Linked DNA regions of Mus musculus: region 2 is linked to region 1. A link is a contact called in ENCODE Hi-C or POLR2A ChIA-PET data. All regions are on one chromosome and are shown on one strand. The core of a region is the stretch at or near the end of the contact, and the rest is flanking DNA. Distances in the headings are between cores, read along the strand shown. Region 1 holds the start of Cfap77 (cilia and flagella associated protein 77). Region 2 holds the start of 6530402F18Rik (RIKEN cDNA 6530402F18 gene).

Region 1 (6,799 bases), core at 2,030-4,529:
CTGCGGCGGGAAGGGTATGCTCTGACAGGTTTTGTGAGGGAGCCTCGAAGGCTATTGTGGCAGGATTCTATGTTGAGTCTCAGGATTCTAGGGAAATGAGAAGCTGGGTTCTTTCTCAATTTAATTTTAGGCTTCCCAGAGAGTTTCGCGGAAGGAAAGCTGGCTGGCTGCACAGCACTTGACAATGGAGAAGCCCTTGCCAATGAAAACTATTTACATTATTTTTTGTGGTTGCATAAAACACCATCTTGACTCAATTAATTGCCATTAAATCAGCAGTTGGCTTGGGTTTCAGGACGAGACCAGCTGCTGAGTGTTTATAGATAAAACACCTGCTAGCAAACCTGAGGTTTCTCCTTTTCCTCTGGTTGCCGTGGCTTCATGAAGTCATGGTTTTGAATAACTGATGCAGATACAGTCTGGTAAATTCCACGGGTAGAAAATACTGGGGTTAGGTTTCTTCAGCCAGTGTCTCTGTATTTGAAGTAGAAAATGAAAGAGGAAGAAGAAGAGGAGGAGGGAGAGGAGGAAGAGGGGGAGGAAGGGGAAGAAGAGGAGGGGGGAGGGAGAAGAAACAAACAATCATGGGACCTATCCATGAGGAGAGTCAATATTTCTAGGGTGATGGATTCCTCTCATAGAGATGTACTTCTTTAGGCCCAGGAACAGACAAGGCTAAAATACACCTCAGTTCCCAGTATTTCCCCAAAGACACTCAGACCCAAGAGCACCCACATGATGAGGAAGCTATTCACCCCAACAGTGGGGCCAGCAAAACTGGCACCCCCTTAAAGGAACCTATAAATCAAACTCAATCAAAATGACAGAACTGTATACATATTTTTTGATGTTCTAAACCCCTAACTACTTGTAATATTTCCATTTTCTTTAAGTCTCCCCCACCCCGTGTTTCAGAATTCAATTTGTTTTTTCACATAGAGAAAGTTGTGCTGGGCTTTTAGGCGTGGCTTTTAAGCCAGCTCTGTCAGAAACTGGCGTCAAAGCCTTGCAGACATTTCCCCATGCACTGGTTTATAAGGAGTATCTGCAACAGGGAGAAGCTGGCTTCTTTTTCACATTCTCTCTCTGGCAACTTTTATACAGGCTGAGTTTTGACGGAAGATCTTACAGGAAGGGGTAAATACTGAATGCGGACATCATCATCCTAACAGTTAGCTGAGTTTCAAACACCAAAAACAATTGGAGGAAAAGACTGCCCCCTGGTGCCACTTGTACCAGAGTGTCCCAAGCCCTGTCACCAAAGCGCATCAGGATGTGGCCCCTGCCATTGGTCACCAGGGACCAGGACAGCCTGAAAACAGAACCCCACTGGTGGAGCAATCATCACTCATATTTTTAAAAACATGATCATTCTAAACTCCAGCTCTAGAAACAAGGATGGAATTCCTCCTGGAGGCTGTTAAGTTAGCGCCACCTACAGGCCAAATGCTGCCCTTGATTAACCAGGGAGAAGGCAAAGGGGAAGGGGGGCGGCATTCACATATTGTATTTACACACATTGTAGTTTATACACCTACATACAAATGCTAAACATATAGTGAGCAATATATAACACATGTGTGGCCTATATATATACAAGTGCATGCAGTTATATATGTGCCACCTGGAGTGAACGTTACACAAGAATTCACTGTGGAAGTGACTCTATAATGCCCTTCCTCTCATATAAGGAGCTGCACACTAGTGACACCTGATTAAAGCAATGTTGGACTTGATGCACCAGGGCAGGGAGATACGGAGGGGGGACTGCCCTCTCAGAGGGGAGGGGAAGAGAGAGGAACTCTTCGAGGGAGGACAGGGGTCGGGAGAGGGCAGCATTTGGGAGATAGATAGATAGATAGATAGATAGATAAAAGCACTGTTGGAATTTTATCAGGACACCCATTGATAGGCACTGATAGGCCTTGATTTCCTCCTTGGCCTAAGGCAGTGAATTCCAACTCTCTGTCCCAGGTACCTGCTAAGATCAGGAATCCAAGAAGTAAGCAAAACTTGTTCCACTGTGGAAACATCTCAGAGGGGCCAGTGCTAAGGATGCTGCTTCATGGGTTCCCTGTATCTAGCTTCTGTCCTCCTGGGAGCATTAATTAGCCCAGAAAGGTCTAACAATATAGGTCTGCCTATAGTCAAAGAACCCATCAGCATGCCCATACCTCTATGGAACCTGGAAACCGAGGTCAATTTTTAGAAGCACACTGCCCTCTAGCGGCACAAGATAAATTTGCGCCACTAAACTTCAACTTTACTTTTTCGGTCTCCCGGCGCCTAAAGAGGCAGAGCCACGGCCACGTGTAGGTTTTTTTTGGGTTTTGTTTTTGTTTTTGTTTTTCGAGACAGGGTTTTTCTATAGCCCTGGCTGTCCTGGAGCTCACTTTGTAGACCAGGCTGGTATCGAACTCAAAAATCCGCCTGCCTCTGCCTCCCAAGTGCTGGGATTAAAGGCGTGCCCCACCACGCCCGGCCCAAGTGTAGTTTTTAGCCAGACAGGAAAACAGACAAAAGTGCGGAGGACCAGCACCGAAAGGGAAAGTGATCTGTCTATAAACGCTGCTCCCACGCAAGTGCCAGCCACGCCTCCTAGAGGGCTTTGAATCTCACACCCCCAGCACACTTAAGATGGTGTTGTGATACTTTCCCGACAGTCAGTCCCAGAGCACCTGCTGCATAGTAGACCAGAGGTGCTGGGGAAGATGGATCTTGGGTGGCAAGGGCATGGATGGGTGCCTGAGACCTGTCTGTCACCCTGTGGGTACGAGCCCGGTAGAGATTGCCCTATCCATAGTCTTTCCCAGTAGTGGGGAAAGACCCCGCTAACGTGTGCCACTTGAGGACACTGAGGTTCCTGGACTGGCTACGACTGCAGAGGGTCCAGGAGGCCTGTTTCACCCAGAGCAAGTTTCCTACACTGCGCCCAAACCCTGGGCCCCGGGTCCCGAGAGTTCAGCAGCTGGAACCCATCGGCGGCGTCGGTGCCCGCGGAGGGGATGATCGTGCCCAGGCGCTCACCTTGACGATGAGCGGGTTCTGAAACATGGAGTCACGCACGACCCCCAGCCTTTCGTTCTCCATGCCCGTACGGATGTCGACCACCGTCAGCGGCCGTCGGGGCGGCGGGCAGATCTGGCTGACCGTGCGATGCACGGGCTGCTTCTTCTTTTTCCATGCCGTGAGGTCTTTCCCGGGTTTCGCCGGATCAGGCATCCCAGGGGCCTCCGGGATTAGACCTTGGCTGCAAAGCCCACAGAGTTCTGCGCTGTCTGAGGACTCCAGCCCCGAGCGAGCGCGCGCTCCGGGCTGCACCACGGGGACCCTGGGGTGCACCTCGCGGCAAGGCAGGCTCCGGAGCAGAGCGCGCCCACCTGCGGAGCCTCTGTCCAAAGCTTAAACCCCGCCAGTTCTTCGGAGTGATTTGGGCACCTCGCAGCAGACTGAGAGAGGGAAGAGTGTCTACACTACCCCTTTCGGAAAAATGGAACGTCCCGTCTCCTTGGTGACAAGACGCCAACAGCTCAAGAGCTTCCGGTTTTCTTTCTAGAAATTCTTAGCAACCACAGAGACCTTTTAGACCTGTCTCAAATCAACATAGAAAAACCCAAGAATCAAATCTAGGTTGTGTTAAAAGAGAAGAGGTTTTAGAGGATCACTTATCCTTGGCTTCCACCCTCTAACTACCCTACTCTAGTTACAGTTCCCTCCCAAGGGAATCTTTTCTTCTTCTTCTTCTTCTTCTTCCTTCTTCTTCTTCTTCTTCTTCTTCTTCTTCTTCTTCTTCTTCTTCTTCTTCTTCTTCTTCTTCTTCCTTCTTCTTCTTCTTCTTCTTCTTCTTCTTCTTCTTCTTCTCCTCCTCCTCCTCCTCCTCCTCCTCCTTCTCCTTCTTCTTCTTTTCTTCTTCTTTTCTCCTTTTCTTCTTCTTTTCTTCTTTTCTTCTTCTTTTCTCCTTCTTTTCTTCTTCTTTTCTCCTTTTTTCTTCTTCTCTTCTTTTCTCCTTCTTTTCTTCTTCTTCTCTTCTTCTTTTCTTCTTCTTTTCTCCTTCTTTTCTTCTCTTCTTCTTTTCTCCTTCTTTTCTTCTTCTCTTCTTCTTCTCTTCCTCCTCCTCCTCCTCTTCTTTCTCCTCCTCCTTCTCCTCCTCCTTCTTCTTCCTTCCTTTCTTCTTCTTCTTTTCTCCTTCTTTTCTTCTTCTCTTCTTCTTCTCTTCCTCCTCCTCCTCCTCTTCTTTCTCCTCCTCCTTCTCCTCCTCCTTCTTCTTCCTTCCTTTCTTCTTCTTCTTCTTCTTCTTCTTCTTCTTCTTCTTCTTCCTCCTCCTCCTTCTTCCTTCTTCCTTCTTCTTCTTCTTCTTCTTCTTCTTCTTCTTCTTCTTCTCTCTCTCTCTCTCTCTCTCTCTCTCTCTCTCTCTGGGATATGGTACTAACACAGTCGTACTGCAATAGAAATATGCATTCTTAGGCTTGAGGTCAATGCTAATTCAGTGGGTGGTCCCAAGCCAGTTTCCCTGTTGGACACTTCCTCCCACCTCGAAAGAAAAAAAAAATATGGATTAGATCAATAGTGTCTGACTCTGGAATCAAATGGAGGGAAACTGAAAAAGATCATCAGGTTTGGTTCACTGAGTAAGAATATCTGAAAATAAGGCCGGGGAGATGGCTCGGGGTGTGAAGGCACCTGCCTCTAAGCCTGACAACCCAGTTTGTTTCTCAGGACCCATATGGTGAAAAGAGATCCCACCCATTCCAAGTTGTCCCCCGAATTGCACGAGAATGCTGTGGCACACATGAACACACACACATACCAAATAAACAAATATAAAGACCCAGTTGGAAATGGCATCTGAGATTATCCTTAAGGATCTATTAACCTACAACACAATTTTTTTTTAATTAAAAAAAATTCAATCCTACCAGAAAGTCAAAAATTGGGGGGGGGGCAGGGGGACAAGAAAAATGGTTCAGGACTGAGGAAGACTTGCTGTTCTTGCCAAGGACCTGGGTTCAATTCCCAGTACCCAGTTAATGCATCACAACCATCAGTAATCCTGGCCTCCAAGAGGCACCAGGTGCATACATGCCATACAAAGATATACGAAAGAAAATACTCATATGCATGTCATTTTAACTGAATACAGTGGATTCAATAAAAACCTGAGGATGTTGCCCATATTTACAATCCTTTGGATGGTTCTAAAGGCATACAGTCCATTGTGGCAGGCAGGCATGGTGGCTGGAAAAGTTTGCTGACACCTCACATCCTGAACTCCCCAATCATGCAGGATGAAGGGAGGGAGGGGACAGGAGGGAGAGGGAAAGAACACTGGGAATAGCAGGAGGCTTTTAAACCCCAGTGAGTGGCCTACTTCATCTAGGCCTACACCTCTAGACCTCTCCAAACATCATCACCAACTGGAAGGCAAGTGTTTAAATAGGTGAGGCTATTCTCATTCAAACTGCTGGAAACCCTAAAGACTTCACCCTGCATAAAGGGCATTTTCTTTTGAGGGTATTTTTCTTAAAACATTTAATAATTTTGTGCATGTGTATAATGAGCTTTGTTCATATCTTTTCCTTCTCCCTCTCCCCAATTGCTGAACTCCCTCTTCTTGTCAGCAAGTCCCTCTTCCACTTTCAGATCTTATTTTGTGCCCCACTGAATTCAATTAGGGTTGCTGACCTAAGCATGGGTGGGGGTGACTGACACTAAGGCATAAAGTCCTCCTGGTCCCCAACAACCATTAACTGTCAAGGGCACTTTCGGACAGGGCCAGGTCCTCACTATGTCTACTGATTATGAGAGCTATGTAGCCCTAACTGGCTTGGAACTCACAGTGTAAGCCAAACTGGCCTGGAACTCAGAGATCCATTTGCCTCTGATGCCTGAGTGCCCCACTAAACAAACGTGTGTGTAATGATGCTTTGAGTGTCCAGAGCTCCTTTATAAAAACTTTTTAAAGACTTCTTTATGTGTATGAGTATTTTGCCTGCACATGTGTTTATGTACCTATGTCTTGTCTGAAGCCTGCAGAAGTCAGAAGAGGTTGTTGGATCCCATGGAACTGGAGTTATGGATGGTTGTGAGCTACCATGTGGGTGCTGGGTCCCCTGCAAGGGCAAACAAGTGTTCTTGTTTTTCTTCTTCTTAGATTTATTTATTATTATAAATAAGTGCACTGTGGCTGTCTTCAGACGCACCAGAAGAGGGCATCAGATCTCATTATGGATGGTTGTGAGCCACTATGTGGTTGCTGAAATTTGAACACAGGACCTTCAGAAGAGCAGTCAGTACTCTTACCTGCTGAACCATCTTGCCAGCCCCAAACAAGTGTTCTTAACCAATAAGCTGTCTCTCCTGCTCCATGTCCATGGATTTTAATGTGGTACAGTAATGATGTCTATTATGCAGACATATGAAAAATAAGAATTCTTTTTAGAGGCTCAATGGTTATTGGTTGCTCTTCCAGAGGACCTGGGTTCAATTCCCAGTACCCACATGGCAGCTCACAACAACTGTCTATAGCTCCAATTCCAGGGGATCTGACACCTTCACAAACACACATGCAGGCAAAACACCAATGCACATTAAATTTATAAAATTTTGAAAAAGAAAGAATTCTTTCTGTGAAATGCTTTATTTTATTGTACTCATATGGGTTTTGGCCTACAGGAAAGTCTATGCCCCACATATATGCAGTATATGTGAGTTCACTGATCCATCTTCAGCACTAAATGCAAAAACACCCACTTCCACAAGGCCCTGAGTTCATCATGGAGCAAGACACACTGATAACCAA
Region 2 (6,799 bases), core at 2,134-4,633, 200 kb after region 1:
CCCCTGGCCAACGGGAGCAAAGGTTTTGTGATGGATGTAGAAAATAAGAAAGTAAATAAGTAAGTAAGTAAATAAATAAATAAAGTCTCTGTTATTAATTATTCTGGTTATAATGCTCACAGTTGCTGCCTTTAAATTCCCTAACCTCACATATGGCGGCCTGACTCTCACCTGAAGGAAGCCCCTGTTAGCCATTATATACCAAAAGTCCCAGAGGAGTTAATTGTGTTTATATGAAACACTGCCACACAGACACAGCACATTCCTGCCCTCAGATGACAGGCAGGAGGATGGGACATTTTGGTCCAACCTGGCTGAGAGAGCTCCTTGCTCAGGGGTAAGCCCCCAGCCAGTGTTCTGTTGCAGGCTGCAGTGGGCCTCATCCATCTAGGTTAAGACCGCCCTGCCCCCTCTTGGGATGAAAGACTCCTAATACAGATGGATGAGAACCCAGCCAGACCACACTTCACACCTCTCCTCTGACGGCTTAAACAGAAACCTGCTCTAGACCCGGGCCCGGGCTCACTTCTTGCTAGAAAACTCCCTGGAAGAACGTGACCAAGCGTCTATTTTTTTTTTTTTCCAACCAGAGAAAATGTAGTACAAATAAAGTAACTCGGGCGCGGCAATGGTTTGGACGTTTCCAACCAAGCTCTGAGCTGCCCAGAAAGCAGCATGCCCCTAATTAATTCTTCCAGCAGCCGGCTCCCGACTGTTCACTAACAGGTAGGGCGCTCCTGACGGCTGGGGACGACCTGAGCGCCAGGCTGCGGCTCTCAAGGCGGGCCCAGCAGCCGGCTTCATCTGCAGGGCCGGCGGCTGCTCCTGGCTGGGACAGCGCTGGATTCCGGCTCGGGTGGGGAGGCAACGAGGCCCCGAGGCCCTGAGGCCGGAGCCCCAGCGAGCAGCAAGCGGCGCAACTTGCAAATCTATTAATTGCTTTGCAATTTTGTTGGTTTAAGCACCACACAATCCCTAGAAAATGGGGGGTGGGGGAAACAACAAAATCTGCCAGGGGAAAATGTGTTTACAACCCGTCAATCAGTTGGGCGTTGCTGGCATCGAGGGGGCACTGTGAGCTCGGCACTCGAAAATTACAGTAGATTTTTTGCCAAAAAGAAAATAAAGGGCGGGGGACTCGGGCAAGAGTCCGCGGAAAAAACGAGGTGGATAGCAGGGAGCGAGGAACCGGCAGGGGAGAGATTCCGAGTAAGAGGTTGCATCCTCGCGGATCGTTTTCTCCTTGGAAAATAAATCTTCACCTGATATTATTAAGAAACTGCAGCTCTCTGAAACAAATGGAATCAATGCGCTTTATTTTCTTTTAAGAGTCCTCAGGAACCGAGGCGGGGGGGTCTGATAGCCTGGGTATTAAAACCCGAAAATTAGATTTTATCAGGATTTCTGAACTCAGATTTCTCTGTCTTATTGAATTAGCGCCTTTCCAAGCTGGCCGGACTGCCAACAGGCTCTGCCGGAGTCTCGGGCTGTGCGCTCTCCTTGTGGGAAACTTGCCTCTGCGGGGCGCAGGGTCCCTGGGGATGATGGGGAGGCGGGGGGGGGGGCAGTCCACCGGAGGTTAATTCTTCTACCCAGGCTGGACAAAAGGTAGAAGAATTACCCAAGCTGAAACTTGCTTTGGAGGCCGTAGGAAGGATCGGGAAGGGAAGGGGAACCCCACGGCCGGCGGTTACCTCCCCTCCACCCCCACCCCGCCCTGGGTTGTCCCACGCTCACCGCTGCCTTGGTGGACGTTCGGGTTCGGGTGTCCCGGTGTCCCCAGTTCTGGGAAGGGAGCTTTCTCCAGACTCTGGTTTCTCCCTGTCACCCTCACAGCGGCTGGGAGGGCCCCAAAAAGTTGGGCTCTTGGGGGCGGGGCAGAACACCCAGCTCTGAGGACGTATAGCTGAGGCCGCCTCGTGTAGGTCCCTGAGGACGGGCGGGGCTAGCCTGAGGCCCGCAGACACCCAGGAGTCTGGCTGAGTCCGCGCTGAGCTCGGGCGCGTAGACAGTGGCGTGCACCGCACATAGAGCACAAACCGCCGCTGCGTTTTGCCTTTCCGAAGTTCGGTGCAAACCACCGGCGCAATTAATAATCACGCCTTTAATAAAGGCCAGGCTAGCATCCAGGCTGCCCCCTCATTTGACATCGCCTCCCTTAATTAAAAGACACCGAGCAAAGCTCCAGGGAATTATTCGCATTCTTTTTCCCGGCGCTGCTCCGCGGAGACCCTGTCGCCGCCATCCCCCAGCAAAGACCCGCAACTTACTCCGAAACGGGCGGACCCGAGATCTGGAGGTCCACTTCCCGTCTTTGCTCTCCCTGGAGTGCGACTCTCCACGGTGGTGGAGCCCCCTTCTCCGCCTGCCGACCCCCTCCACAGCACCGAAAGAAGTTTCTAACCTGACTGGCCAAGAGTTCTCCTTGCGCCTTTAGAGCCCAGAGGAGACTAAATTAGGGAGGGGAGCGCCGGCGGAGAAGGGTTAATTTACTTTTCATAGACACGAGTAAGCAGCGTTATTGCAACAGCCCATCCCCTCCCCACACAGGCGCTCGGATAGAAAAAGACGAGCTGGGTGGCGGGGAGCCCAGAGAGAAGACTAGCTACTCTACTTCTTAAAGATGCTGCACCCGGCGCGCACACACACCCCTCTTCCGCGGCTCCAGCCCTCCTTTAGTAGCAGCCGCCACCAGATAACTTTGCGTCCGAACCTCGGCTAGGAGGCTCCGAGTGACTCCCTGGTCCGGGGAGAACTGGCACCGTCGCCGAAGCCTTTTCAAAATGAAAGCACCCTGGCGAAACTGCGGCGCTTCCGTCCCCGCCCGCCGCCCCGGCGCTCCCCGCTCGCCTTACCCGGGCTCGGAGCAGCTTCCCGGAGCGAGCCCCGAGAGGCCGGAGACCGCCACCCTCTGGCTGGTGCTGGGTGGGCGCACGGGCCGCAGGGTTGAGAGCTGGAGACTCCTGCCCCGCGCCGCCGCTGCGGTGGCCACCCTCAGATCTGGGCTGGGGAACCCTCGGGCCGCCGGGGGGCCCGCCCGCAGCCGTCCCGGAGACGCGGGCCAGGGAAGGGGGCCAACCGCGCGGCTTGCATGGCCCTCCCGGGCCGATCGGGAGGTCGCTGTTAACAAGTGCAAACTTTTGGGGCCCCCTGGGCAGCCAGGGGAGAACCTGCACGCGCGCCCCACTCAGCCCCTGGCCTGGGTGGGCTTCGCCGCTGCTGGTCCAGGCGCCTGAACATCCCCCTGGCGCGGCGCCGGCCAGATGGCGGGGCGCCTCACCGCCCCCCTGCACTCCGCTCCAAGTTAATGCCGAGGCTAAATCCTCTTGCCATCACTCACGGTCACCATCGGGGCTTTTATCTCCCGGTCTGATCCGGGCTGCGTAACTTCCTCTGTGTGGCTTTAACACACCATCCCACCACGGAGCAACGGTCTTCTTAAAGGTGCAGGAAGGAAATACTGCGAGGCTCCGGGGACGAGCTCGGCCCGGGGAGGGGCGCGGCGAACAGGGGTGTCCCGGCGGGCCCGCGGCCAGGGTGGCCCCAGCAGGCGGCCGCCGGAGTGAGCCTGCTGTGGGGGGTCGCTGCCTACACATCGCCTGTCGGCCCGAGGACCAACCGGTCCCTGAGCTCGGGGTGCATCCTCAGCGGACTCGGGTCAGGCACAGCGGAGCTGCATCTCCCTTCTTCCCAACTGTGGGGCCTGACTCGGTGCCAGCGCCCAGGGGTGTGGGGGCTGCCCCATCGGCACCAGGGAGGGGGCCAAGTGAGTCAGCCCCCACCCCCCACAGCCAGGGCTCTAGGCTGCTGCTCCTCGGTTTCTGTCTCTTTCTCTCTGTGTGAAGCGCTGCCACCCAGAAGGCCCTGAGCAGTGGGTAAAGGGGTGGGTGGGTGGATTTGGGGAGCTGGGGAGGGGGAGCGCTCTGAGCGCACAACCAAAGCATGAATACCAGCTGACACATCGCCGCCTCCAGCCTGATGGGCCCTGCTTTTGACGGAGAAGCCAAGCCAGCTCTGCAGGGAGCGCAGAGTAGGGGGGCAGGAGGGCCTTTGCTAAGGAGCTCTCTGCCTTCCTGGGGCAGGCCTGGGAGGACCACGTGGGAGGACTCCAGCAGATGCCGGGCAGAGGCCACTGAGTTGACTGCCCTAGGACAGCCCTGTGCTCTCTTCAGCCCCCTGGAGGCTTCCTGCCAGGCTGTGTGCAGGCTGTAAGAGTGCTTCCTGGTATTCCCAGGGGCGCTTTGTGGGTCTTTTGGGGGTGCTCCTGGTCCCCTTTGGGTGGGTTCTTGCTGCAGTATTTACGGAGATGTCATTTGGATGCATCAAGAACAAAGGACCTAGAGGGGGTGGGGTGGGGGGAGAGAGAGAGAGAGAGAGAGAGAGAGAGAGGGAGAGAGAGAGAGAGAGAGGGAGAGGGAGAGAGAGAGAGAGACTGGTCCAAGGTCACAGAGGGTGTCACTAGGTTGGCTTGTACCTCAGCCCCCACCCCACTGCCTCCACTCACACCCACTTTAACCCTTCCCTACTCCCAACATCTCCCCCTAAATCTTAACAGAGGGTTGTTCTGTTGGTTATAACATTTGGAATTTTGTGACAAAGCAAGCAGGAAATGAAGAATTAAAGATTGTCATTGGTAATAATGATGATGATAATAATAACAAACAATTTATAGAGTGCCTTTCATGTCAGACTGCATGCAAAGTGGCCTGTGTGCACTGGTCCCTAGTTCTTCCCCAAGCTGTGTGACTTAACCTCAACTTGGAGTTTAGAGACCTTAAGTGGCTTGGCCAAGGTCATGCAACTAAGTAAGATTTTGGTTTGGGAGATGGATCTTCATGTTCTTAATTGGATGCTCCCCCACTGACTGGCTTGCTGGATTATTTGTGGCATGACACAAGTTCTTTCAGAGCCTCAGTTTCCCTGTCTGTCGAGTGTGACTGGCAAGACCTTTCTTTTCTGAGTGCCAACTTGAACACATCCTCAGATTTCAAAGAAGGGCCACCCCACCAAGCTGTCCAGGAAAGCAGATGCAGGCCAATGTCCTCTCCCCTAATACACACATATTCCTATCCTGGCCTCAGTGTCTCCAACCAGAGGGAACTCCTTGGAGGAAGCAGGCAGACCACAGCCTCTCAGATTGTAAGCATTTGTGCCTCAGGCAACAGTGAAGGGCACACTGTGGGGCTTCTGCCCAGGGTGAGTGATGACCCTGTAGGCCTTTGGCCTGCTGTCTCCCCCAGGCAGGGCCATCAATCCCCAGCAGTGCCCTGCTGTTACATCATACAGTGTCTGGATGCCTTCAACAAGGCATGGAGAAGGATGCTTTTAACTTCCAGTTCAGATGACCCGGGACCCTGGGCTGGCTCTACTGAGTTTCAGGATGGCTCTTGTGACCCACGCATGCAAAGATGCTGCCGCGACAATCACAGCACGGGAGAGAGACTGGGCTTTCTTGGCCCCTCACCTAACTAGCCGTGTGCATTTGAGGAGAACTTTTCTTGCTCTTAGCCTCAGTTTCCCCGTCAGTGTGAAAAGGGGATTTATCTGGGAGTGCAGCCCCTGCTTTTCCATCCTGAACTGACTGAATTCCACAGCAGCCTCCAGGAAAAGACATTCCTTTCAAAGAACAATAAAGTGCCCAGGAATGAATAGGATTCCAGCCATGTAGAGGGACCAGGTGGCCCGGCCCCGTTCATTTCTAAACTGCATTAAGGTGCCTTCTGACAAATGACCTTTCACTGGCAGAGAAAGGCAGCTGAGCACCAGAGGCAGAAAAGTGTTAATGAACACCCCCACCAGAATCACCGATAGCTCCCTCTCTAACGCGGCCTAATCATCTTCATTGGTGGGACTCTGGCCCTCACTGTTCTGTTGTAATTCAAAGTGTGTGTGTGTGTGTGTGTGTGTGTGTGTGTGTGTGTGTGTGTGTGTGTGAAAATCTGTTACTGAAAAGCATTCTTGAGCAATGCAGCAATGTGGTACAGGCCTTTATTTTTTAAAAGAGATGTGTGTCTGAGCATGTATGTGTGTGCATATGCTTGTGTCACATACGTATAGAGAAAGACTATACAAAGGCTTTGGAGACATATATCAAGCCATAAGCCGGGGAGATGGGAGATGGGACAGGCTTTGTCGTAGATATCTTCCCAATGCCTTCCAAATCCTTTGCTATCAGGAAATAAACAACAGGATCAAGGAGTAACAGGAAATTATAAAGTCACATGCAAATGAAAATGAGCTCTGCAGTGAGAGGTGACAGATGAGGTCCAGCCCTCCTGGGATCCCAACACAGACAGACAGAAGGAGGGACAGATCAAGTGAACGCATACTACCAAAGGAAGTGAGCCTTGAGCTCTGAGCTGCCCACACATTCTGGCCACACCCACAGTAGCTGCACTCTCTGTGCCAGACCAAAATTCAGATTCTTAAGAAACCCTTGTCCCTTTGACCTTGATCAGTCGAGATATAGAAGAATTGGTGGCAGCTGCCTGGGACACATCTGGGACCATTTAGGGGTTTGGAGACATCCCAGGGTCTCCGATCTCTGCAGCCCATGTTGGTGTGTGAGATGAAGAGCGGGACTCACTCCCAAGGCATTCCCTAAGGTGAAGACTCCAGGCAGCAGCAGCAACTGCAAGCTGCATTCAGCTCCTCCCTGCCCGTTCTCAGCTGTAATCTCTAGATCATACTCCCATTAATTATTATTACCGTATTAATCATACATGTGATTAATTCAGTAATGGTGATTCATAATTGATTGCATTTTATATGGCGCCTTTCATCCACACATCTCCCAAGA

What was found. Hi-C counts contacts between places; a loop is a spot of excess contacts on that map. ChIA-PET counts read pairs that join two places held with the same protein, here RNA polymerase II (POLR2A).
Region 2: a map of v-Abl transformed pro-B cells shows a loop between it and region 1 (2.6-fold over the local background). The contact joins the promoter of 6530402F18Rik here to the promoter of Cfap77 in region 1. A Hi-C loop is called at or near these places in 1 of 37 maps with a recorded cell type or tissue (v-Abl transformed pro-B cells). POLR2A ChIA-PET finds 5 or more read pairs at or near these places in 1 of 5 experiments (embryonic stem cell).

What each region holds. Positions count from the first base shown.
Region 1 is chr2:29,051,787-29,058,585 of GRCm38, forward strand. It overlaps Cfap77 (cilia and flagella associated protein 77), which reads right to left and starts at 3,280. Exons shown (of 6, transcript NM_001166705.1): 1 at 3,028-3,280. The coding sequence starts at 3,222.
Region 2 is chr2:29,249,610-29,256,408 of GRCm38, forward strand. 6530402F18Rik (RIKEN cDNA 6530402F18 gene) reads right to left here and starts at 3,384. Exons shown (of 2, transcript NR_029460.1): 1 at 2,856-3,384.